Regions from separate parts of the Mus musculus genome. Here regions 1 and 2 are each linked to region 3. A link is a loop called in an ENCODE intact Hi-C map of the cell type or tissue named here. Cell type or tissue: heart. All regions are shown on one strand.

Region 1 (8,000 bases), 140 kb after region 3:
ATGGCGGGTAAGGGTGCTTGCCACACAGCCTGGTACCCCAAGTTGGAACCTGTCACCTTCCTAAAGCTGGATGAGGCGGCTCAAGTCTGAGATCTCAGCGCTCCTCTGATGACATGGGAAACAGAGATAGAGACTCACCTGAAAGTTGGTGGGCCCTTGCCCTAGAGACTAAAAAGCAGGAGGAGAAACAAGATGGATGGGGGTGAGAACTGATTCCCAACAGATGTCCGCTGGCTCACTGGGCAAAGGTGCCTGCCACCAATCCTGATGACCTGAGTTCAATTCCTGGAGCCCATATGATGGAAGGAAAGAACCAAGCCCCTCAAACTGTCCACTAATCTCTACAGAGTGTTATGTGTACACACACACATACACAAAACACACTGAGAAACACACACTCAAAGTCACAAACACACACATACACACACTAAATTAAAAATAAATAAACTGTAAAGTATTCATCAAGAAACCCCTCAGGGGAAAGGGGCTGAAGAGATGGCTCAGTGGGTAAGAGCACTGGCTGCTCTTGCAAAGGACATGGGTTCAATTCCCAGCACCCACAGGGCAGCTCACAAAAGCATGCCATGCCAATCTCAGGGCATTCCGTGCTATCTAGGTTCTACAGGCGCTGCCTATGTGTAGTATATAGACGTGCATGCTGGTCAAACCCCCACACATACAAAATTAAAATAAAGATGAAAACCTTTTAAAAGAAACTCTCCACTCCTCTCAGGGCTGCCTCCCTGGCTGGAGCTCTGTGTCTTATTCTCCTTGGTTGCTTTGGCAGTCCTGATTTGGTTCTACATGTTTGAAACCTTCCTCAGAGAAGGACCCACAGTTCTCCCCAGATCCTAGAGGTACACGGAGGTCAAATTCTAGGTTTGTGTGGTCAGTCTACAAAACCACACCCAGCCCCCCACCCCTGAAAGTGACCTCTGCTTGCTTTGCATTTCTGATGTTCTCAAGATGGAGGACAAGCCTTGAGAGCCGAGAACTGTTATGTAACGCTGCCCTCGAAGTTGACAGTATGGCTCAGTATTTGCAAACCAGGCTGGTCTGCTTCCAGAGCCTCCTGGAGCTACCCTGACCACTGCTTGGGTTCATGGGGTTAGATTATGTGAGCCTACCAGGCACTCGCTGTGAGCCTCGGGGTGAGTCACGTCCAGTCTGAGCCCCAGGAGACACAGTCAACAAGTACAAACTGACTGGAGTGATCTGAGTAGGCTGGCTGGCTTTCCACTTCTCCATCAGCTCTTACCTCACTTAGGTGTGGAGGAGGAAGCTGCGAGGAAGGATGCCTGGACTAAGCAGAAACAAAGGGGCCCACTTGTTTAGATTTGTAGCAAATAATAACTAACTTTTTAACATAAATACCTCCCAAGTAATATTCAAGACATGTCTGAAAAAAATTGTGTGCTGTCTGTCAGAAGCCTACTCCTTAGGGGCTGCTCCGGGCCAAAACCCCACAGAGCCAGGAAAGCATAGAAAATAACTAAGTACAGCTGAACTCAAAAACATCGACAGTGCCAAGTGTTGACACAGATGTAGAGTAACTGGAATGCAGATACACTCACTTCCCATGTGCTGTGAGAAGGATGGAATATAGATGCTTGAGAAAGGAAGCCAGCTGCTTTCTCTTAAAACTAAATGCCAGCCAGGGGTAGAGGAACACCTTTAATCCCAGCAGCATTCAAGGCTAGCCTGGTCTACAGAGTGAATTTCACAACAGCTAGGGCTACAACCAGAGAAACCCAGTCTTGAAAAACAAAGCAAAACAAAAATAATAAACAAGAAAGAAAGAGAGAGAGAGAGAGAGTAAAGGATGCTTCTCACACCAGCAGAGCCTCTAAGCCCACTGCTCCTTGGGGGCAGGCCTGTGTGACCTCCATGGCCTCCTTCATAGCTGGCATGCCCACAAGACCTACAACTCTGTCAGAAAGGATGCAATAGCCAGTCCCTCAGCCACACACTGCACATGCGGAGAGACACCCTCACTGAGGGAAGTGAGGCCATCAGATTGTGAGACGCACGCACCAAACCATCCACGAAGAGTGAGATCCAGGCCCACAGGCCCACACGAACACCCACGATGAGACTGCCCACAGCCCCACCTGGTTACACACTTGTCCCACACACACAAGCTCAAACAGGTCACGAACCACAGTCACCCACCTGCACACACTGACACACACAGTCCCTTAAGGTGACAGGAACCCAGCCAACCCTAGCTGTAGCCCCAGATATGCCACACCTGCCGTTTTTATCCTGAACCCAAGTGCCTAAAACGTTCCTGGGGCCCATCTCTCTCAACTGCCACACCTCAGGGCTCCTCCCAGAGAGAGAGCCTTGCTTTCACTCTAAGCTAAAGCGATACAGGCCACCTTAAAACTTCATGCCAGCCACTGAAAAGGCCACTGTGAAGATTACAACGCTAGATTTATAATATTATAGCCACGTTTGGCAGCATGTCGTGAGCACCAACTACACACACACAGACACACACACAGATACACACACACACGCACACAGACACACACACAGATACACACACACACGCACACATACACACACAGATACACACATGCACACATACACACAGATACACACATACACACAGATACACACACACGCACACACACATACACACACAGATACGCACATGCACACATACACACAGATACACACACACACGCACACATACACACACAGATACACACATGCACACATACACACAGATACACACATACACACAGATACACACACACGCACACACACATACACACACAGATACGCACATGCACACATACACACAGATACACACACGCACGCACACATACACACACAGACACAGGCACACCTCTAGTACCTTCCCTCCAACTCTCCCAACAACCTAGAGCACAGGAAGTGTCAGTAAACCCATTTACGGATGAGCAAGCCAAAGCTTTAGGGGAATTAAAGTTCTTGTTTCCTATATATTGCAGCATCTGGTTCCAGGACTGGTCCCAGAACATTCCCTGCCCCACAATGCCATGGGATAAGATCCAAGGATATTGGGCCTGTTCCCATGTCTCACATACGTGTACTCTCCTGGCCCTCAGGAGATGCCGTGGGGCCTCGCTGTGGAGAATGTGAGAGCAGGGAAGCTTGGCTTCCTGTTCTCCTCAAAGCCCCATCCTTTGCTTAGTCAGGTTTGGGCCCTTTGAAAGGAAAAACAGGCTAGAGCCTTCACAGGGAAGTGCCCCTGCTCTCCATGGCTTGAAAAGGAAAGAGAGTCCCTCCCTGCCCCTCCTTAGGAGCACCGCCCTCAGGAGGGAGCCAGGCCCCTACAGAGTTCTCCACAGGCGACAGGGGGTCACCAAGAACCCCGGACAGCCCAAGCCCACCTAGAATTATGCAGAGGAGAGCTGTGTCACGATGACTAGCCTCTGGGACATTCCTAACCCCCAGCTAACGGGGATGCCTTCCTTGGCCTCCAGCGCTGCACTGGGGCCTGGCCAACAGCTGTTCCTGGCTGAAGGCTCTGCTCTGTCCCACCCACCCAGTCAGTTCCTAGGAGATGTGCAAGCAGCTTTGATGTGCTCGTCAAAGCGGTCCTGTTCTGACAGCTGTTTCCCAGGAGGGCAGTTATTGCCACAACCACCTCCCACATCTGGCTATGGGAAGAGTGCCCCACCCATCAGCAGACAGAAATGCTGAGCACACAGGAACAGCTGAGGACCTCAGTCCATTGGGACTGAAAGGGGTCACTCCATCCCCATTTATAGGCACTCTCTGCTCCCAAGGGCTGGCCACACTACCCTAAGGACTCTAATTCAGGTCTGGACCCTCCTCCTTGGCTCAGGCCCACCTCCACTTGCACAAGCCACATTCAGACCAGAAAAGTGTTTCAGGGCACCCAAAACTATGGAGGACAGAGAAGGAACAGTTACAGTTGATTCAAACCTTGCTCTGTCAATCCTCCCAGGGAGTGCTGATGTCTCCGGTGGGACCCACTGACCCTGGTCACTATAATAAAAATACCAGATCTGAATTTATTTCAATCAGTGTTCATAACCTGGGCACTATTCTTTGTGCCTTGTAGGACAATGACTGTATCTCTGACACTTATTCTAAGATACCATTAGCATCCAGGCCCCACCCACACACCCAGACATTATCAATGGACATTGCCAATGTGCCCCAGGGGCAAGACCACACCCACATGGTTACAGCTGATCTTAAAATCACTTTAGTTGCAGCACTTGTGAGGCTGAGACTAGAGACCAGTAAGTTCAAGACTAGCCTGGGCTACATAGTGAATGTGAGGCCAGCCTGGGCTATGTGAGACCCTGTCTAAAACAAAGTTAACAGGCATGTTCTGTCCCCCTAGACCTTCCCAGAGCTCCAGGAAAAGAGGCAGCACAAAGTCTTCCACCTAGTGGTCCGAGCTTCTAAAGATGGGATCAAATAACACTTGCACAAGACAATGAAATATATGTGAGAAGTCCTGCAAAAAGCTTGGAGCCAGAGAAAATCCCTGAAGCCTGGGGCCATCTAGGAAGGCTTCCTGGAGGAGGGGGAATTTTGTGTTTGGCTAGATACAAGCAGCTTGGGAAGACCACAGTGTAGGGAAGTCTCACCAGCAGTAAAAGAGCTCAAGGTGGGGCTGAGGCTGAGTTTGCTGACTTTCCCAGTGGGTAAAGCCACCAATGTGGAGCAAGGGTCTGACAGAGATATGCAGGCAGGGCTGAAGACCGCCCTACCTTCTTCTGCTTCTGCCTTCTGCAGATCTGATGAGGGTCAGGCTCAGGGTACATAGGTAGGGCTCCTCATTCCTCAAACCTGCCCTTATGTGATATCCCCCACCAGTCCATGTGGGCTTGGACTGGCAGACTTCAAAGACTCAGGAGCCTACTAAACTTTATCCTGGGAATCCCGGCTGGCTCCCCAACTCCACCCCCAGCCTGGACTTCATGCTGCCTAGACTTTCTGGGGGGCACTTTTGATTTAAAATGGGTGTACAGAGGGCAAGACCCCATCTGTGAAGGAATGTGGGGTTCGGGCTGCCCACAGGGAGCTTCTGAGAGAGCCTGCCAGCAGGGGGCGCTGTGAACTCAGTCACACGGCCCAGGCTTGGGGAGGGAGGAGGCCGCCACATGGTGAGGCCTACAGACTCTGAGCCTAGTTCCACCCCAGGGAGCTTGCCTGCCCGCGCTCAGCAGGGTGTGCACCTTCCCAGGCTCACCCACCCACCCTTCCCCCTCCTCTGAGGAAGGAGAAGGGACTATGCTGACCACTTGGCAGACGATGAGACCAAGGTCAGAGAATGCAAAAGAACTACCGGGGACTCAACAGCCTGCAGCAGACGCAGGTTGACTTTCATGCCAGTGTGTCAGCCCCATGTGGTTGGGGCAACCTTTGGGCCTTGTTGGCAAGTCTACCCTGTCCCCAGGCTGACACTGCATGGTGCAGAGGCTAGCGTGGTCAACCCCACGTTCATGAGAGGAAGGGCTGGCCAGGGGAAAGAGGTACATGTTCAGACTTAAGTGCCATTTCCACTGGCACCCGGCTTGCTGGTGCCCATCAGTACCCAGGTCCGACTGGAGAGGAAGGCAGGAGCTGCCAGGAAAACAGGGCACCACACACCTGAGGAAGGGACACCAGAACTGTGGGTTCCACCGGCAGCTCTCAGGAAAAACTGGAAACACGCACCAGTTTTTCTTTATAAGTTTTTCTTTATTCAAGAGGCTAAGGCAGGGGAAATTCTGAGCTCCAGGAGTGCTTGGGCAATTTAGTGAGAAGTCTTCCCAAGATAACAGTAGAATAAAATGCATTTTTAAGAGGTACTAGGCATGGTATTATACACCTATAGTCCTGTAAAATAAAATTAATGTTTGGTTTTTTTGTTTCTTAAGAGAGGGGAAAGAATTCAAAAGACAGGCAGCCCCAGGGTGTGCTCTTACCAACAAAGACAATCAGGGTTGAGTAGGATTAGAACCAGGTCTGCAGCCAAGGAAGGGGCACAGGAGAGCTGGCTAGGCTATGTTCTAGAACTTGGAGGTCTTAGGCAGACCACAGGCGGGAGTTTAGTAGTGGTGACCAAGTCTGAAGAGGTGAGGTGTGCCTCTTGGTTGACGAGAATTCAGCTCAGGGCAGAAGGGTACTTAAGAGCTTGGGGGCCTAGTCAGCTGGCCCTAACCCAACTAAGGAGTAGTCTCCTCTCTGAAACTCTCCTACTGACCTCTTCCCATGCCTTCTCAACCTCTCTATTATCACCACAATGCTTGCCTAGCACTGGCTGTGTGTGACAACAGAGCACTGAAGTCAGGGATGCTGCAGGAGAGACAGGAGGCAGAGGCGGACTGCGTGCTGGGCAGAGCTGCTGGCTCCTAGGGCCGGCTCCAGTGCACCCGGCGGCTCTGGGGCTCTGCTCTTCAGCTGATGGTGAAGACGATATGACCTTAGTGGTGGGCTCTCTTGCTTTTGTGGTTTCCTTTTCCACCTAAGGAACAATTTCTTTTGTTCCGGATAACTGAAGGGAAAGTGGATGCTGTTTAAAAGTCTAAACTTGAGGTGCTGTCTCATGGGGTCCCCTCGGTGGGCAGACATTTCTCCCTGCCCCTCCACTCACATTCCCCCTGACTCCTTGACCTGCCAAGCTCAGGTAGCCTCCTGGCACGAGGTGGAGATGGGGGGGGGGGGGGTGTGCCTCATATGATGCTCTCTCAGCCATCTCTTGCTATCCAGCTCCACTGGATAGAGAAGACGGGTGGGGACCCGCCCGGGGACCACCCTTCCATCCTGCCTCTGCTATGAAGTCCTGTGTGTGCATGGTCACTGCTCTGCTCATCCTCTGGTCCTTATATGGCAACATCCACAGGTTACCTTTGAGAACAAGGACAAGAAGGCAACAGATACAGGGTTGACCCTCAGCCCCCAAGAAGCTGCCATGCCACAGTCTGAGCCTAGGTGAGCTAAGAGACCCAACGACCCCATCCCAGAAGCTCTAGGGACACCAGGCCAACAACAGGCAGAAGTTGGGGAACCCAGGCCCAGGCCACAATGTGTGGGATTCAGGGCTTCCATCCAAGAATGCAATTTGGCATCCTTCCTAGGAGATATTCGGCTGAGAAAGGAGAGGGGGTAACTATGGCACATGGTAGAAAAGAGCCTTCTATGTTTAATCCCTATTGGTAGGCAGGGACCTGCACAGCAAAACCAGGGCTGGGCTGAGCCTCCACGAGGACCTCTTAGGGCCCCTGTGGAGATGCCCTGGTGGTCTTACAGGCCAGCTTGCCCAGGATATGCCAGGGCATTTAGGCTATGGTTCAGTGCCGAGAAGGAGAAGGCAGAGGTGGGTGATGTCACCCAGGATGAAGCAAGCGAGGCTACTGATAACATCGCCAGTCGGGCTCACTGTGGGCAAGGTGACTCATCCAGACAGCCAAAGCCACCAGGACATTGTTGTTGTGCCCAGCCGGTAGGACTGGGAGGAGTGGTGCAGCTGGAACAGGTCCCCACTGAGGCCTCAGTTTGAGACCTCAGAACACCATGTCCCCAACCTCCATTACCCCACCAGCTCAGGAAATAGCCCTCCCCGTGGCGGTTACCATTATCTTGGTCCCCAGCATTTGGTGGGTGTCTGTGGGGTGTGTCGGGTGATTTCCCTACCCGTCCACTGAGCACAGCAGGTACCAGAGATTCTAACAGCACACCAGTTGCTCCCCCCCACCCCCTCGGACAACTGTCTTTGGAGACAACACCGGATGGCAAACTGCTAACCATAACCACGTGGCACCCTCACAGAGGGTACAGCCTGTTCTCCTACTGAAGACACCTTTGAGCCTGCCCCTAACCCATGCATTTTTTTTTCCACCTCAGAGCCTGCTGAGGCCAAGGTTGTTCTTCCCCATCTGTGGGGAGTACCACAGACTGTTGTCCATGTGGAAAACTGAACAACTGCAGAAGGTACCGTTGAGCTTTGAGGTCTCATGACTATACGTGGTGGCCCCTGTTCCTTC
Region 2 (8,000 bases), 55 kb after region 3:
ACATAGGAGAAAGAGGCCAGCAGAGCCTGAATCCCCCCTTTTAAAGGCACCATCGGTAAGCTGAACACATTGCTTTGCTCACACCCTACTGACCAGAACTTTTAGTCCCTGGATTGCAGACCCCTAGCTGCAAGGGAGACTGGGAAATGTAGGGGTTTTTTGTTTTTATTTTACACCAAGAAGCCATGTATCCAGAAAAAGAAAAAAAAAACACTTTAAAAAAAATTTTTAAATACCCCCGTGTCTATGTGTGGGTATGTGCCCATGGATGTAGGTACCTAAGGAAGTCTGAGAGGTCAGAGCTCCTTGGCTGTGGAGTTATACAGGTGTTATGAGCCACCTGATATAGTTGCTAAGAGCCAAAGTCCAGTTCCTTGTAAGAGCAGTATGGGCCACTAAGTCATCTCTCTGGCTCCAGAAAAGACTTTCTGATCTATGAAAGAAAAGGTAACATTGTTATGGGGGTCAACTAGCAGCTGTGTCACAAGAGACCCCAAGTGTACAGCGAGGAGATTCTCACATGTGTCTGACAATGGGCGAGGCAAAGAATCTGGGAAGATTACATCAAGACACCTCCCTGGCCAGAGCGATGCCTGGCCCAGATCTGGTCCCAGGCTTTGACGGGAGCCTATAAGGAGTCCTTACAGACTTTCTAACCAAACCCGGTGACATAGGAGAGCATTTTCTTTCTAGTCATAACACCATGAGGATCTGACCCTGAACTGGTGACACGGTTATTTTTCTCTCTAGTTTGGGAGGGATGCACAGCCCATATGCAGAAGAAAGATAAAGCCAGCTCCTGAGACAGGTAAGGAAACGATGCAAAAGGTGCCCTAGCCAGCGGGTTGGCCTCAGCCTCCCATCTTTCTCCGTCCTTGCCCCACTTGAGGACTTACCCCAGACGCCTCTCCTCCCAAGCTGATTCAACTTGAATGTTGGCCCTTTTCAGCCCAGAGTCTTGCCTTAGTACTGAAAGTGGTATCCCCCCTGCCCCCCCCGCGCCCCCCCCCCGGAGGAATGAATGGATTTATGGGTAGAGAACACAGCTGACATTGTGGGTTTCCCCTAGCTCTCTTTTTTTTTTCTGCCCGCTTGCCCCACTACACCTTCAAGTTACCACAGAACACACCTCGCACGGTAGGCTGCTGGGCCTCTCCTTTTTCCCAGCGGGCCCTGCTTCCTGACAATCAGCCCCACCCTCAGGCTTGCTCCAGCAGGCCCAGCTGTGAGGAGGGGGCGAGGAGGGGCAGCCATCAACAAGGGCTGCATTCTGGGCCGCTGCTGCCTGTTATCAGCTAAGCCCGGGCTCTGACTCACCTGCCTCTGTTGGCAGCCTGTGGATGTGGGCGGTGTTTGATTTGCCTGGAGGCTTCCCTTTGCCAGGACCTGTGAGGGGAGTGGACGCTAAACAGAGGCCTATTGTTGCCTTCCCTCCAGAGTCTGGCTCTTTCCAGGACATCCCTGAGCTGTCTTTGGTTGTTCATCCTACTCCCTCTGGCCCCCAGCCCTCTGGCTTCTCCCCGAGTCCCCCTCACCAGCAGCCTGGGGTGGCAAAATAGGTGAAGGCAAGAGATCGATAACCATGGGGTGGACTCAGAAGGAAACATCTGAACCCATGACCTTTGGGCTCCCGCTCTCTTGAAGCCTCCAGAGTCCCCTCCACCTTTGGCAGACAGGTGGGGTACATACCACAATCTCTTTTCTCTCTTGCAGGGTGGGGTGGGGTGGGGTGAGGGTGGGGGTTGCTTTTTATTTTAACATGATCAGTGTGGTTCAACTTCTTGGGCCTATGGACTTTCTTCTTTGCTGTTCCGTTCTGGGTCTGCCACGGCTGCCTTAGAGGGCCTTTGGTGGTATGCTCTGTCTACCTGACCGGTCTTGGCTGACTGAGGTGAAGCCAAGGCTGCCCCCCATCTCCAGAAAGGAGCAAGCCAAGAGTCAGTAGATTAAAAAAGAACGATTCCAGCATCTCAGGTCTTTAAAGAGCATTTGGACATTTCCTCCTGGACGCCGTTCCCATCACTCCCTCCTGAGGAGAAGCCGGCTCTCCTCTACGCACCAGTCTCAAAAACAAGCAGACTTTCCTAGCCACACACCATGTTTCCAGTCCTAACACCACCCCTGCAGTGGATTCGTGGTCTCTTTTCTTAAGTAGATGTCCAGTGTGGCGATGGCTCAGACAGACATTTAGGGCCAACCTGATCATACACTGAGTCTTTTCTTTGCAAGTGCTCATGTGTGTGTGTGTATGCTTAAATTTCTTCAACAGGGCATCCAGACTGGCCTAGAACTCACTGTATTACCTTGAATTTCTGATCCTGCTGCCTTCACTTCCTGAATGCCAGAGTCACAGGTATGCACCACTAACCATATTCAGTCTCATGCAGAGCTGATAATCTAACCCATGCGCATGCGCATACTGGACAAGCGCTCTACCGACTGAGTCCTTGCTCCTAAGGCTAAGGAATCAAAAGCACAGCCCACCTGTGGTTTGGGCCAGCGGGATTACAAACGTTCAAAGAAAAGCTAATGACACGGGATGACAAGGTGATGGATGCCCTTGGGTACACAGAGCAAGGAGAAGAGACATGAGGGGACTGAGAAGAACAGAGGATTAGCGAGACAGGTCGGCTCACAGCCATGACCACCCGCTACCTGGGAGCAGGGGCCCATGGAAACACTGCCGTATGGCACAGAATCAGGTGGTCGATAACACCGCATCCCACCAAACCAATATTTGCTTACTGTCGGTTCCAATTCTAACTGTAAGGAAATGATTTCTGCCTGCGGAAACGAGGGCGTAGACAGAGAGGAGGGCGCCTGCTGACACCACTTCATCTCCTCTGTGAAGTTCAGCGGCTCCCCCAGCCACACAAACAAAACCTCCTTAGACCCCGCTGAAGCCCCTTGGAGATCACTGTTACAGTACTAACCGCTCCTTTCTGGAAGTGAGTTTATCTGGCCCTCCACGGAGTTCCTGGCCAGATTCTCTTCGTCATCTTACATGGCCAGTGGTCCACAATGCCTGACACTGACCACTGAGGATTCTGTCTCATTTAATCACCCTGTCCCCAAAAGTCAAGATCTCCAATCCCCCTGAAGAAACGGAGGCTGGGGACAGTAACTGCCCCCACTGAGCCACCATCAGAATTTAATTTCATCCATTTTGTTCCAAGTCTCCGAGTTTCACTCCCCTTGAACATCCATGAGGAGACGGGAAGACCATAGCGCAGGAAGTGGAACCTGCATGTGTGACATGAGGTCGCAAACCAAGTCAGAGACCCAGTGGCAGCAAGGAGAGAGGCTGGGTCCCTCCTCCTTACTAGAAAGCGGCGCAAGGGGGAAGACGGGAAGAGGAGACACTGGCGTGGGTTCCCCCGTAAGCGAAGCCTTGTCATAGACTGAGAGAAGTGTGGATGCAGCCAGGCCGGGGTGGGGGGGGCTTCTCTATGTAATAGACTACACATTAGGAGAGGCCACTGCTAGGGCAGGGTGAGCCTAAGTCTGGAAGAAGCCTGGAGACTTCTGCGTGTGGAATCTCTGCTTCTGCACTGGAGTGGAAGCTGCAGAAGATCACGTGGGCCCGGTGAAAGCAGCAACGTGGAGCCCGGGAGCTAACCCCGGTGGCCCCTCTCTTCCTCCCTCCACCATCCAGCTCTGCGCTGTTCAGTGTCACATACTCCGGGAGCTGTTCCAGACTCCACCAGCAGAGGTCTCCAGAGCAGAGGGCTAGAGGGCTTGGGGGTGGGGCGGGGCAGGCTGCACGTAGCTCTCCGCCCCTGTTCACAGGTGTCCACACGCATGGGTGGTCTTTACTCATGCACAGGTGTGTCTGTGCTTGTGCGTATCCTGGTGGGTGGGTATAAAATGAATGTATCTGTGTTTGTGGGCGGGAAGCTACAAACAAGTCCGTGATTGCTGGTCTGCGTTGAGGCATCCTCTTTGCACATGTGGACGCTGTTTGCAGCCCCGGAAAGTATGTGCGTGCAGAGTGTCGGTGTAACTTGCACGTGGGCCTGCATGCTTGAGCTTGTAAGCGGGGGGTGAGGGGGGGGGATAAGTAACATGATTAGGTGTGTTGTGCACACCTGTAATCATAGTACTCCAGAGGAAGTAACTCATGGTTTCAAGCCTGCCTGGGCTAGACCCTTCCTGAAATCGGAAAGAGAAGTGGGGCGGGGTGGGGTGGTGCATACTATTAACCCCAGCACTTGGGAGGCAGAGACAGGCAGATCTCTGAGTTTGAGGCCAAGGTTATATTGTGAGACTCCCTTACCAAAAAAAAGGGGGGGGGGCGATAATGGAAAGTGACAGGACACAGGACAAAGGATTCTGACATCTCAACTCAGCCGGAGTTTCTGTTAAAACCCCCATTCTGATCCCATTGGCAATCTGTGGGCCTTGTTCTCTGGGAGAGAAGGGCAAGCAAGAAGGTAGATGGCTACCCCACAGGTGGATGGCTTGCCCAGAGAGGACAGAGGGGTCCATCTGTCAGGCAAATCCAGGGCCAGGACACAGCTCTGCACCCACTACTGGAAGCCCAAGCTATGGGTAGCCACATCTCTGGCCTGTGTCAGGGTTTCACCGGGGCTGTTGAGACAGATCAGACTGGCGACTCTCAGTCTGTGGGTCTCAAGCGTGCCTGGCCCAAAAGAGTGAGGGGGACTCTGGGCCCCACAGCAGGAAGCTGTGTGAGTGTCCAGGGCTTCTATAACAAATTCCACACAGAGAGGCTTATAACATGACAAATGTCTCATCACAGCCCTGAGGCCAGCTCCCAAGAGCAGCATCCTTGGACACCACTGAAGAATCTGCAGGGCTGGGCATACTGAAGCAGCTCTGGGCATACTGAAGCAGCTCCCGTGGCTTCTCCAGGTCCTAGGGCAGCAGCCATGCTGTGTGTGTGCTTCTTTCTCCTGTCTTCAAGTCAGCCACCAGCAGCACCTTCAGACACTCCCCACTGCTCCCAAGAGCCCTCCCTGCAGCCTTCGCTTGCTGACCTCTCCTGAGAACCTTTGTGACAGCAGGGGGACCCCCCCCCCCACACGACATACACATACACACACATAATCTTGACAATATTCCTACTTCAGAGCCTTAATGTAATTACACCTGCAAAGCCCATTTTGCCTGTGAGGTGATGTGTGCGCAGGTTCTGGGGACTGGGATAGGGACATCTTTCAGGTGGAGTATATTATTCTGAGTATCTGAGTATCAAAGAGAATGGCTGACAGAGGGAACGACACCTTCTTCTTCTTCTTCTTCTTCTTCTTCTTCTTCTTCTTCTTCTTCTTCTTCTTCTTCCTCCTCCTCCTCCTCCTCCTCCTCCTCTTCCTCTTCTTCTTCCTCCTCCTCCTCCTCTTCTTCTTCCTCCTCCTCCTCCTCTTCTTCTTCCTCCTCCTCCTCCTCTTCCTCCTTTCTCCTTTTCTTCCTCCTCTTCCTCTTCTCCCTCCCCTTCCTCCTCTTCTTCCTCTTTCTCCTTCTTGGAGTTAATAGGCATGGAACCCAAGACCTGATACATGCCAGACAAGGGTTCAAACACCTAGTCTGTATTTTAAGATGGTCTCACTAAGTTGCCTAAACTAGTCTTGAAGTCACCATTGTAGCCCAGGCTGGCCTTGAATTTGCAATCCTCTTACCTCAGCCTCCTAATTAGCTGACTATTACAGGGTTATCCTAACAGGCATGGCTGGGAGTTAGAAGGGACTTTTCTTTTCTTTTTTTTTTTTTTTCGGGTTTTTTTTTTTTTTTTTTTTTTTAGTTTTTAAATTTTTAATTATGTGTCTGTGTGTCCGTCTGTGTGGGTGTAAGTACACATGAATGCAATTAACCACAGACACCAGAAGAGGGCAGCAGATCCCCTGGGCCTGGAGTTACATGTGGTTATGAGCCACCTGAAATGGGCTCTGGGAACTGAACTCAAGACCTCTGGCAAGGACCCACCGAGCCATCTCTCCAGCCCTGTGACATTCTTAATCCTCCCGTGTCTTGCCTGAACCCTCCCAAGCTGAGAACACTCCTTTGTTGAGGATTCTCTGACCTTGGCAATGCTGTCTAGGGAACCGAACTGTCCCACGCACTAGGAACCAGCTCTAACCAGTGAAGGGGCTCCCCTTTATCTTGCTGTCCAGCAGCCCAGGGCCAGAAACTCATTATTACTGGGTATTGACTCCTGGACCCCTCCCCTCTCTTCACCCTGGCCAGCCCACTCCATCCATGCTCCTTCTAGTCTTTTTTTTTTTTTTTTTTTTTTTTTTTTTTTAATCAGCCTTGGCCCCTCTGACCTGCTGTGCTAGACCACCTTTGGACTACGGGCCTGAAGCTGGCAGGCTACACCCTTCTTCACATGGTGAAACCCTACCCATGAGCTCCCCCATGGAAAGCCCAACCACATAACAGCGTGAGGAAGAAGGACATGCACAACAGCCTAGGTTGGCGCTGGGGGACCCCTGGCTTCCCAGATGCTTTTCAAAAAAGCATCTTCCAGCCCAGTCAGCGCCACATCTGGAAGCCGGCTGGAAATTCCAACCATGCTCCCCAGCTAGGAAATGTGTCAAATCCTCCCAGAGACTGCATGGAAGCAGGAAACACTGGAGAGGAGGGCCAACTCCACAGGACCCCTAGGAGCGTTGGAGAATTCCAGATGTCACCAGGAGTCCATAGTCCTTAGCCCTGCTCCCTGCCTGCCCCCAAGGAAATTAAAGAGGCCTGGAGAGAATGACAGAGCTTGTGTCTCCCGGGGACCCACGACTCCATGTGTGCGTGTGAGACACTGAGTTCTTGATACACACTGAGTTATTTTTTCCTGGAGAGAAAAATGTTGCCGTGCCTCTGGAGGGTCATCTGCCCAGAAGAATCTCTTGATGCGTGAAGAAGTCATGGTCTCTCTTCTCTCTGACACACGCACACATCTCCCAGAGGCCCCAGGGCATCCATTCCTGAGAGCTGGTCTCATTGAGAAGATCTGGCCCTGGCTCCTTCTGTAGCCCTCAGCAAGTGTAAATCTCCAGTGATCGCCATGGCCACAGATTAAATGGCTAGAAACAGCAAGCATTGGTTTCCCTCCAGTTCTGGAGGCTGGAAGTTCAATTTCAACATTACTGGCCTAAAGTCAGGCATCTACAGGCCAAGGCTCTGGGGGAAAGCCCACTTCCTTGTCTTTCTTAGTATCTAATAGATGCCTTGGCCTGTAACCCCTTCCCCCACCTTCACAGACCACCTCTCATCCCTTTGTCACATCACTGGCTCTAACTTATCCTCCATCCCTCTTATAAGCCACTTGTGATTAGATTGGACCTGCCTCAGCAGCAATCAACCCCTTAAAGTTCCTGTTGCTTTGAGGACAGCGCACGCATGGATCTTAAGGCTGAGGTCACTGTCCAGCCTTGTGCAGCAGAGGCCCCACCCTGGGCATCAGTTTCCCTCGTGTTTGCTTCAGGGCAGATCTTCCAACTCTGACACTAAGACAGAGGACCTCTTTCCTCCAGTTAAGTAGGCTTGGCCTCTCTGCTCTCTGTTCAGAGCGGTCTCTGAAGCTCACATTGCTTTCTTTCCATCACTACAAGAGAGACTTCTCTACCCTGCCTTCAGTACCAGGAAGTCATGCCCATGTAGAGATCGGTGCCTACACCCAAGTGACATCCGCCACCCACGGAGGAGAGGTTACTCTCCTCAGCCCCTTGTAGGTGAGGATCATAGCTTTAACTTTCTCTGGGGCTGGCCTCACATGCCCAGCTGTTGTTCGGGAAGAAAAATCCTGGAGAGGCGATGAAGACAGGTGTGTGGGAGAGGAAGAGACGGGTGTGGACGCTCCTCTCCTGACACTGTTCCCAGTGCTTTGGTGTCCTGGGGCTCAGCTACCCGCCTGGTCTCCTCAGCACTGTGCTGACACTCCCTAGAAGACCTTGGAAGCCTTGTGAGCTGTAAGACATCCAAAGGGCCGAGGGAGGTAGTGCTGTACTTTAAGCCTAGAAACACTAGGATTTGGAGGCCACGGCACA
Region 3 (8,000 bases):
CTCCCAGCATTCCCACCACGCTCCCAGCATTCCCACCACCTTCCTGGCACTCACCTCAGGCTGAATTCCTGCATACCTGCCTCTGTCCCTCTATGCTTTGGGCCACAGGATAAAATAATGGAGGTGTGACTGGACACATGGATAGAAACAATAATCCATTCTTTCGTATTTTACTGAGACCCCTAAGCTTCTGCATCCTGCCAGACTTAGTTATTTCTCCCTCAGCACTTTGAATCTATCACCAGGAATGGCCTCTGTGTCCGTACCCCAACCACATCCTCCCCAGCTACAACGTGGATCCCTACTGTCTTCCTTCCCTCCCTCCCCTGGAACACTCAGGATCCTCTCCTTTGAGCTCTTTACTCTTGGTGACTGAACTACTAATGTAGCATCAAGTTCACATTGATGAAAATGAGTAACATTGTGACATTGTCTATTATCTCGTACATTTATAAAGAATCATTTGACAAAATTACAATTTATAATTCTTCTAATTTTTATTGTCCATCCTAGAATGAATATGTGTGTGTGTGTGTGTGTGTGTGTGTGTGTGTGTGTGTGTCAGAGAGAGAGAGAGAGAGAGAGAGAGAGAGAGAGAGAGAGAGAGAGAGAGAATAGTTTTATAGATAGAGAAGAGCTAGAGAAAGCAGAAACAAGACAAAATGTAGATATTGGTAATCCTGCATCAGCATCCTGTTGCACTAAACCTCCAGCCCCAATATGCCCATGCAAAAACACACAACTACATAACTTTATAAGCTGCACGCCTAGATTGGGCAGATCTACCACTACACTACTCTATTCCTCAGCTATGAGATCCCTTGCTACTTGTGGCTTCTTAGGGCCATGAGGTTCTGCACCATCTTCCTTCCACCTCCTCTTCTTCCTTTCTCTCTTCCCCTACTCGCTAAAACAAACAGCACCAGGGCCGCCCACAACAGTGTCCCTCCTGCGGGCATAGAGCTGTGTATGAGCCTCACAGCTGAGACTGATGACTCCAAAGCTACACAAGAAGAAGGGGACAGTGAGATGGAGAAAGAGAGAATAAGTGGCTGGGCTTGGCCCGTCTGGGGTGGCTTTATTTTCCTCCTTTTTTTCCTTTTTTTTGGGGGGGGTGTCTTTATTTTCAAGAGTTAAGGCAGAGGAAAACTTAATTTTTATGCTAATAGTTTAGGAAATCTGACTACCATCATTGCTGGTTTCTTGAAATGTCAGACAACAGTTTTGGTCTCATTTTTAGTACAAGCAACTCCATTTGGGTTTGGTATGGTGTACTGGGGCCTAATGCTGTAGCAGAACATAAAATAAATCATATATATTTTTTTCTGTGTCCAGACACTTTACAAAACAAACAAAAAACAATAAAAACAGGGGTTTTCTGTGTAGCCTGACTGGCCTGGAACTTGCTCAGTAGACCAGGCTGGCCTCAAACTCAGAGATCCACCTGCCTCTGCTCCTGAGTGCCAGATTAAAGGTGTGAGCCACCACTACCTGGCTTATTTCCATCCTCCAACCCACTTTTAAATATAGAATCTTAATATGTAAACTTGGCTAGCCTTGAACTTGAGACAATCCTCCTACATCAGCCTCCGTAGCATCAGGATTACAGGTATGAATGAGGCACTGTGCACAGCTCACAAACACACTTTTTTTTTTTTTTTTTTGAGACATGGTCTCACTGTATAGACCAACCTGGCTTTGAACTCACAGAGATCTGCCTGCCTCTGATGCATGCGTGCTACCATACCTGGTCCCAGCTCTTTAAAGTAGTTCTACCCAGAGGAAGTTTAAAGTGAAACATGTATTTAAGGTAGAATTTTCCATTAGTCACGTTTTAAAAGTACAAATAAACCCAAGAAAACTTAATTTTAGCAGTATGCTTTTATTGAACTCAATATATAAAAATGTAACTTTAATATAGAATCATTATAAAAATTATTTTGCTTTTTGGCCAATCTTTTGATATCCTTTAAAAAAAATTCTTACCAGCAATGTAAATTTGACTGCTAAAATTTCACAGCAACCTCATCTGTGTTAGGCTTAATGACTTCTGTCACTTCCATGGGACCTTCCCTTTCACAGGCTCCTAAATGGAGCCGGACAAGCCAGGGCATTCTGGGAGTTAAGCAGCTCCCATGGCAGTGAGCTCACAGAGTCCTTGGTGAGGAGTTGACAAAGGACACTCAGTCCATTGTTTCCCTAGAGGCGCGCTCCCGGAACAGCAGCTGGGCTGGAAGAGCAGCAGTGCTCAAAGGGAGGGAGGCTGAGAAGCAGAGCAGGGAGAGCCCCCTCTTTCTGTAGAGTAGAAGTGGGCAGGGCACAGAAAGGGGAGACAGGTGGGTTTCTATGGGCTCCTTAAAGCGTTCAAGCAGACAGTTCTCCAGTGTCACAAGGTGGCCTGGCTTGCTTCTCAACGGCATTCCTCCTGAGCTGGAACAAGGTAATTGTTCCCAATACCAGATCTTCTGACCACCCAGCATAGGTGGATTCAGAGGCCCCAGGAATTCCTCCAGGAAGCCTACCCTTAACATGTCTTCTAAATCACATGCGGTCTAGGATCAATGGACACAAATCTGGGCTGAGCAGAGCTTGGGCAGAGGCCAGAAGGAGAGGGTACCCAACCTGAACAGAGGGGCGGGACAGTCGTTCCTTGCTGGCATAGACAGACTACAGAGACCCAAAGAAAGTCAGAGGTCAGCTTAGATCAACCCTTAGGTAGTTAAAAGAAGCAGACCAAACACAAAGTGTGTGTACGTGTATGTGTGTGTAGGATGGGGAGGATCCTGGTTGTCATGGTACTGGGGCCCCTGAGCCAGGCCATGAAGGCTGAGCTCAAGCAGGGGTAAGGCTTTGAGAGGAAACTGCAATTAAAAGACCAGCTGTCAAGAGGTCCCCACAACCAACAGTGAAGAGACCCTCAACTAGGACACGGGCACCCAAGCAACTTGACTGCAGAACCTGAAGATGCCATGGACTTCCTGTCCTTTCTGTTAGGGAAGTCAGGGCTGAAGCCCATGTAGCCCAAGGCCATCTTCTTATAGAGGAGAGACCAAAGCAGACTCAAAGTCGAGCTGGAACTAGGCTAGTCCCTCAGGCTTTCTCATTGGTTTTCCATCCCACGTGGTCCCCCATCCCACACATGGCCCCCCATCCCACGTGGTCTCCTTTCCTACGTGACCCCACATCCCATGTGGTCCTACATCTCACATGGTCCCCCATCCCACATGGCCCCACATCCCATGTGGTCCTACAGCTCATGTTCTCTCTTTCATCCTTTCTCAGGATTGAGCTCTTTTTTATGATTCCCTTTTCTGGTTAGGAAATATTTCCTGTGCATGGTTGATGTTAGACACATCAGAGCAAACTCCTAGAATGGTTGGCCAGGTGTCACCAGGTGTTGGCAGACTAGGGGCATAAAACAGGCAAAAGTCACAGGCTATAGGTCTTTGAGATGGCTACAGTCGGGTGGTGGCATTTGGAACATGGAATAGGATTCAAGTGACAGGGCTGACCCCCTGAGGGTGAGCCTCTTCCTGCTCACCCTGAGTTTGTATTCACAATACAAAACTCTGGCAACAGGTGGCAGTGCTACTCCGTCCTGAATCCAAGATGGCTTGCCAGGAGATGTTCTGAAATGCATTCATTCGTTCATTCGTCCCACGAGTATTTATTGAGTGTTTACAATGTGCTGGAGACATTTCTAGATCCTTGGGATACAATATTCAATGCAGGAAAGAACTGCCCTCTGGGAGCTTCCTCCTCAAGCAGGAAGACAGCGAGTAAAAGAGAAACACATCTGGTGTGTGGTGTGGTGAAAGAGAGAACAGAGCCTAGGGGAGAAAGCTGAGAGTGTGGAGTTAAATCCGAAGGCAGAGATGAGACGAGCGGCATTGAAGGAGGGGTGGGGCTGCTGCAGAGGCTGGAGAGGAAGGGACGGGTCGTCTGCAGGGATGGGGCTTACTGGAGTGTGGGTTTGTTACTCTATTCTGTACTTGTCTTGCTGCTGTGATAAAATGCCTCAGAAAAGGAACTTAAGGAAAAGGGGTCTACTCTGGTTCGTACGTAGCCTGAGGGTACCGTCAGAGTGTGTCAGGGAAGCCTGGCGGCAGGAGTCTGAGGTGGCTGATCTCACCGCATCCACAGTCAGGAAGCAAAGAGACAGCAGATGCTGCTGCAGCTCACCTTGCAGGCTCCTTTCCGTTCAATGTTTGACCTCAGTCCATGACATGGTACCACCCACTCTAGGGTGGACCTTCCCACCTAGTCAGCCTAATCTAGATAAACCCTCACAGGCAAGCGGAGGTTTGTTTTCCTTGGTGAATCCCAAACCAAGGAGTTACAGTCGAAGAACCGTCACAATTACACGTGTCGGATGAGGAAGACTCACAGTCAGAGAGGAACAGACACTGTCCAAAACGAGAAATCGAAATTTGGAGGGCGCTTTGTCTCACCTGTCCTGTCCTGATGTCCCATTCGGTCCTGGGACTACGTCCCCTCAATGCGGCAGATCCACAGGCTCAAATCCTGCCTGCTTTCCTTTCTAGGCACGTTTTGTGACCAACCTTTAGTTATTGTGTGTAGTTATTGAGGTCCTGAGAGTAAAATATTGTTCAGGATGTATATCAACCCCACCTCCACCCTGCCCATTATCTATGAAACTTGAGAAGGTATGGATCTCAGGAGTTCTAGCAAACAAGGAAGTCCCAAAACAGAGGGTAGCTGGTGCCCGACGATAACCTTAGAGGAGAATGAGTGACTGTCTTAGTCTGTAACAGAATGCCGCAGGCGGGTGGTTTATCATGAAAGGAGAGTTACTTCTCACAATTCAGGAGACTGACACTGAGGTATCCAAGAGACCTTCTTGCTACATCATAGCATTGTTGGGATATATATATATATATATATGAATGAATGAATATGGCAGAGACAGAGGGAGAGAGACAGAACAAACTTTTATTTTATAACAAATCCATTTCAGAGGGAACTAGTCTATCTACTCTCTCAACAATGGCATTAATCCACTCATAACAATAGGGATCTTGACCTGTTCACATCTTAAAGGTCCTGCTTCCTGTCCCTTCCCAGCAGTAGCTACATTTCAGTAAATGTCACATCGGGGAGAGAACATTGAAACACTGGCAGATGGAGCACTGTGAGGATGGAAGCAGTGTGTGTGTGTGTGTGTGTGTAGCCACTTTCCCTGCCCAGAGCGCTTGTTATTAGAGACCTTCTCTTTTGTGAAGCTATTTGCTTGGCTTTTGAGACAAGTGCCCACTATGTAGCCCTCACTGGCTTTGACCTTGCAGCCCTGCTTTGAGCTTTCCTGTTCAGGTAGCCTGAGAACATGTTCCCTTTACCCGCAGATTGGTTCTGAGACAAAGATACATTACAGGTAAAGTCATGCTTATGACTCAACCTGCAGGTGCCAAAGAATCTCTTTCTCCAAGGCTCAGGGCAAAAAAGTCTAAAAGACCAGGGCAGCACAGAGGTTCTGGAACCAATGCCCAAAGCCCAAGAAGGAGATGCTGGCAAGATGATGCTAACTTGTAGGGGAAAAAGACCAAACAAGCAAAGAAAATCACACTCTCCTGCATCATTCAGATCTTATGCGACTTCAGGCCTGGGCTTAGCTAGCTCTGTGACAAAGGCCAAAAGATGATCCTTCCATGGTGACCCACCTTAAGTGTATGTCTTTTGGAACCGAGTTCTGAACAATGAGTGATGCTTGAACTAAAATACAATGGAGTAAAATTGTGAGCCAGTGAGACCCTAGTTTAGTGCCCCATCCTCTAAGCACACTGTCTGCTGGGTAGAGCTGACTTCAAGGTAACTGTACAAAACAGCTCAGTGAAAGGCTAGCTCACATTAGTGCCCTTTCTCAAGGCTGGATCTTATCAGAGAGGAGGCGGAAGCAAAGTTTCCTTCGGCCTTCTTGGCTTTTGAGTTCTTGAGGTTTGAACTTTCCTTATCACGAAGAGAGAAGGAAGTCTTTGGTCCGTGTTTCCGGCTGAATGGAGAAGTTGTCAGGCCTATGTGACTTGGGAGGTGGGAACCATTGGTGGGTGAGCAGGTGCCTTTGGATAGGGCCATGGGAGAGGCATGGCCTTCAGGGCTCTGAGACCTTTGGGACTGTACAGAAGCACTGGAGAGTCTGAGCTAAAGGACCAGGTTCTGTCTCCACAGACTTCGAGCGGGACAGATCCTCCACAGTAGTTTGGGCTGCCCTGGGCCCTTGAGAGATGTGCTTGGGTACCAAGGCTCAGGAACCTTGGAGAAAGTCCCCAGTTCACATCTGCCTTGAAGTGCCTCAGATCCCTGTGTGTAATCACTAGGAACGACTGCTGATTGACGACCAAGTCCCCATTGTCTTTTTCCATCTGTTGCTAAGCCCTGCTGCCATCTTTAATCTTTGCCAGAAACTTTCCATCATTTTGATAAATAGGGGTTTTAGCTAGACAATTTGGAGATTTTAAGAACATTTTATAAAGTTGGAGCGACAGAGACAGAGAGAAGATGGCATGCATGCAAGTAGAGAACTGAGGACAACTTTTGAGACAGTCTGTCCAGCCCTCTTCCATCTTTAAAACTGAGCAGGATACTCCAGATTAGCTGGCTCCGAGCTTCTCGCCGATGACTCCTGCCTCTGTCTCTGTATCTCTCTCTGTCTGTGTCTCTGTTTCTCTCTCTACATCTGTCTTTCTGTTTTGTCTGTCTGTCTGTCTGTCTGTCTGTCTGTCTCTGCACTCACGTATGCGCACCCCCCACCCAGTAGAGCTGGCATTACATATTTAATCCATAGCCCCCTATTTTTTACAAGGGTTCTGGGGATTGTACTCAGGTTGCCTGGCCTGTGGACAAGTGCTTCTACTTGCTGAGTCATCTCCCTGGCCCACCACACTTTTTGAATGCTAAACTTTCTGACTTAATTTGTAATATATTTAATTTCTTCTTAATAGGAACTATGGAGTGAAGTTTCTGGGCTCCGTGAGTCCGGAGAAGAGGACCCAGTCATTTCAGGAGAAGTAAATGCTATTTTTTCTCTCTGTGGGTTTTTGCTGTAGGGTCTCTCCTGGCATTGGGATAGATTAAATGGAGTGTTGGAAATCTTGCTTCCTGCAGTTTATTGTTTACATTATTTATTTGTTTTGTTTTGCTTGGGTGTTTTGTTGAGGTGAGATCTTGAGGGTCTTGATAGAAAGTGGATTCCAGCCTTTGTTTCCGGCTTCCCATGAGTGACATTCACCATGTAAGGCCATAGCCAACTTCAGTCCGGGTGAGCAATCGAAAGCACTGACTTTTGAGCCAAAGTCCCAGGCTCTCCTGATCCTTCTAGCTCATCTTCTTAGAGGAAGAGAGCGGTGCACTCCTTAACCAGGACTCGGATTGGTGCCATCATGTCCACACCCGAACCAACCACCTGCCCAATGTCCAACCTAGACCATGTCATTTAATCCCCTCTCCAGCCTCAAGGGGCAACTGTCATCCACGTTGAGCATCTGACACGGGGACAGAGTGATTTACTGTCCAAAATTGTGGTGAATGATGTCATTGACGTTAGCGTTGTGGGAGAACTTACTATCCCAAGCAATGCTGAGCGTGAGCACGGATAAGACAGAAGACAGCCATGGGTCGGGGTGGGACCATCTGGAACACCAGGAGAGGAGCAGGGAGCCACTGCAAGATTCTCAGTATGGGGGAGAGAGAGTATGGGGGAGAGAGAGAAAGGTGTCCTCCCGCCTTTGGGGGGTCAGGGGCCGTTGGCCAGAAAACATGGAGGCAGACTGGCAGGTGAACAATAAGGAACAGAGTCTTCCAGCCGGGACTTCCTGTGGCCGCACAGAAAACCCTCAGGAAGGAAGGAAAGGCTGTGGCACAGACTCAGCCTGAACCATAAGGACCTTAATTTAGATCACACATCCCGGAAGACGCTAGGAAACTGCTAACGATTATCTCTCGCCCTGCAAGGCTCTGTCTTATGGTGGCCCATCCAGCTAGTTTCT

The links. Hi-C counts contacts between places; a loop is a spot of excess contacts. Peaks named below come from ENCODE experiments on the same cell type or tissue, not always from the same donor. Only the 100,000 strongest peaks of a DNase experiment are listed, where the experiment ranks them.
Region 1: it touches region 3 in a loop (7-fold over the local background); 6 of 42 quality-filtered maps call a loop at or near these places.
Region 2: a loop joins it to region 3, with 4 times the contacts of the local background. A loop is called at or near these places in 5 of 42 quality-filtered maps.

The regions. Positions count from the first base shown.
Region 1 is chr17:84,109,027-84,117,026 of GRCm38, forward strand. No RefSeq gene overlaps it. Among named protein-coding and RNA genes, the nearest start is that of Gm35551, 29 kb to the left of the region's middle. In heart, a CTCF peak has its summit at 5,077 (motif pointing right); DNase peaks (open chromatin) are centred at 1,165, 1,465, 3,595, 5,105 and 3 weaker places; H3K27ac peaks cover 3,748 bases.
Region 2 is chr17:84,025,034-84,033,033 of GRCm38, forward strand. All of the region lies in intron 4 of Gm35551 (a long non-coding RNA gene), which reads right to left. Among named protein-coding and RNA genes, the nearest start is that of 8430430B14Rik, 30 kb to the left of the region's middle. In heart, CTCF peaks have their summits at 3,703 (motif pointing right) and 5,844 (motif pointing right); DNase peaks (open chromatin) are centred at 1,268, 3,358, 3,708 and 6,588; H3K4me3 peaks cover 678 bases; H3K27ac peaks cover 3,574 bases.
Region 3 is chr17:83,970,013-83,978,012 of GRCm38, forward strand. It overlaps Gm35457 (a long non-coding RNA gene), which reads left to right. Exons shown (of 3, transcript XR_385836.2): 3 at 1-452. Among named protein-coding and RNA genes, the nearest start is that of Gm35457, 10 kb to the left of the region's middle. In heart, CTCF peaks have their summits at 2,198 and 3,580; DNase peaks (open chromatin) are centred at 2,199, 2,539, 3,609, 7,849 and 2 weaker places; H3K4me3 peaks cover 358 bases; H3K27ac peaks cover 2,337 bases.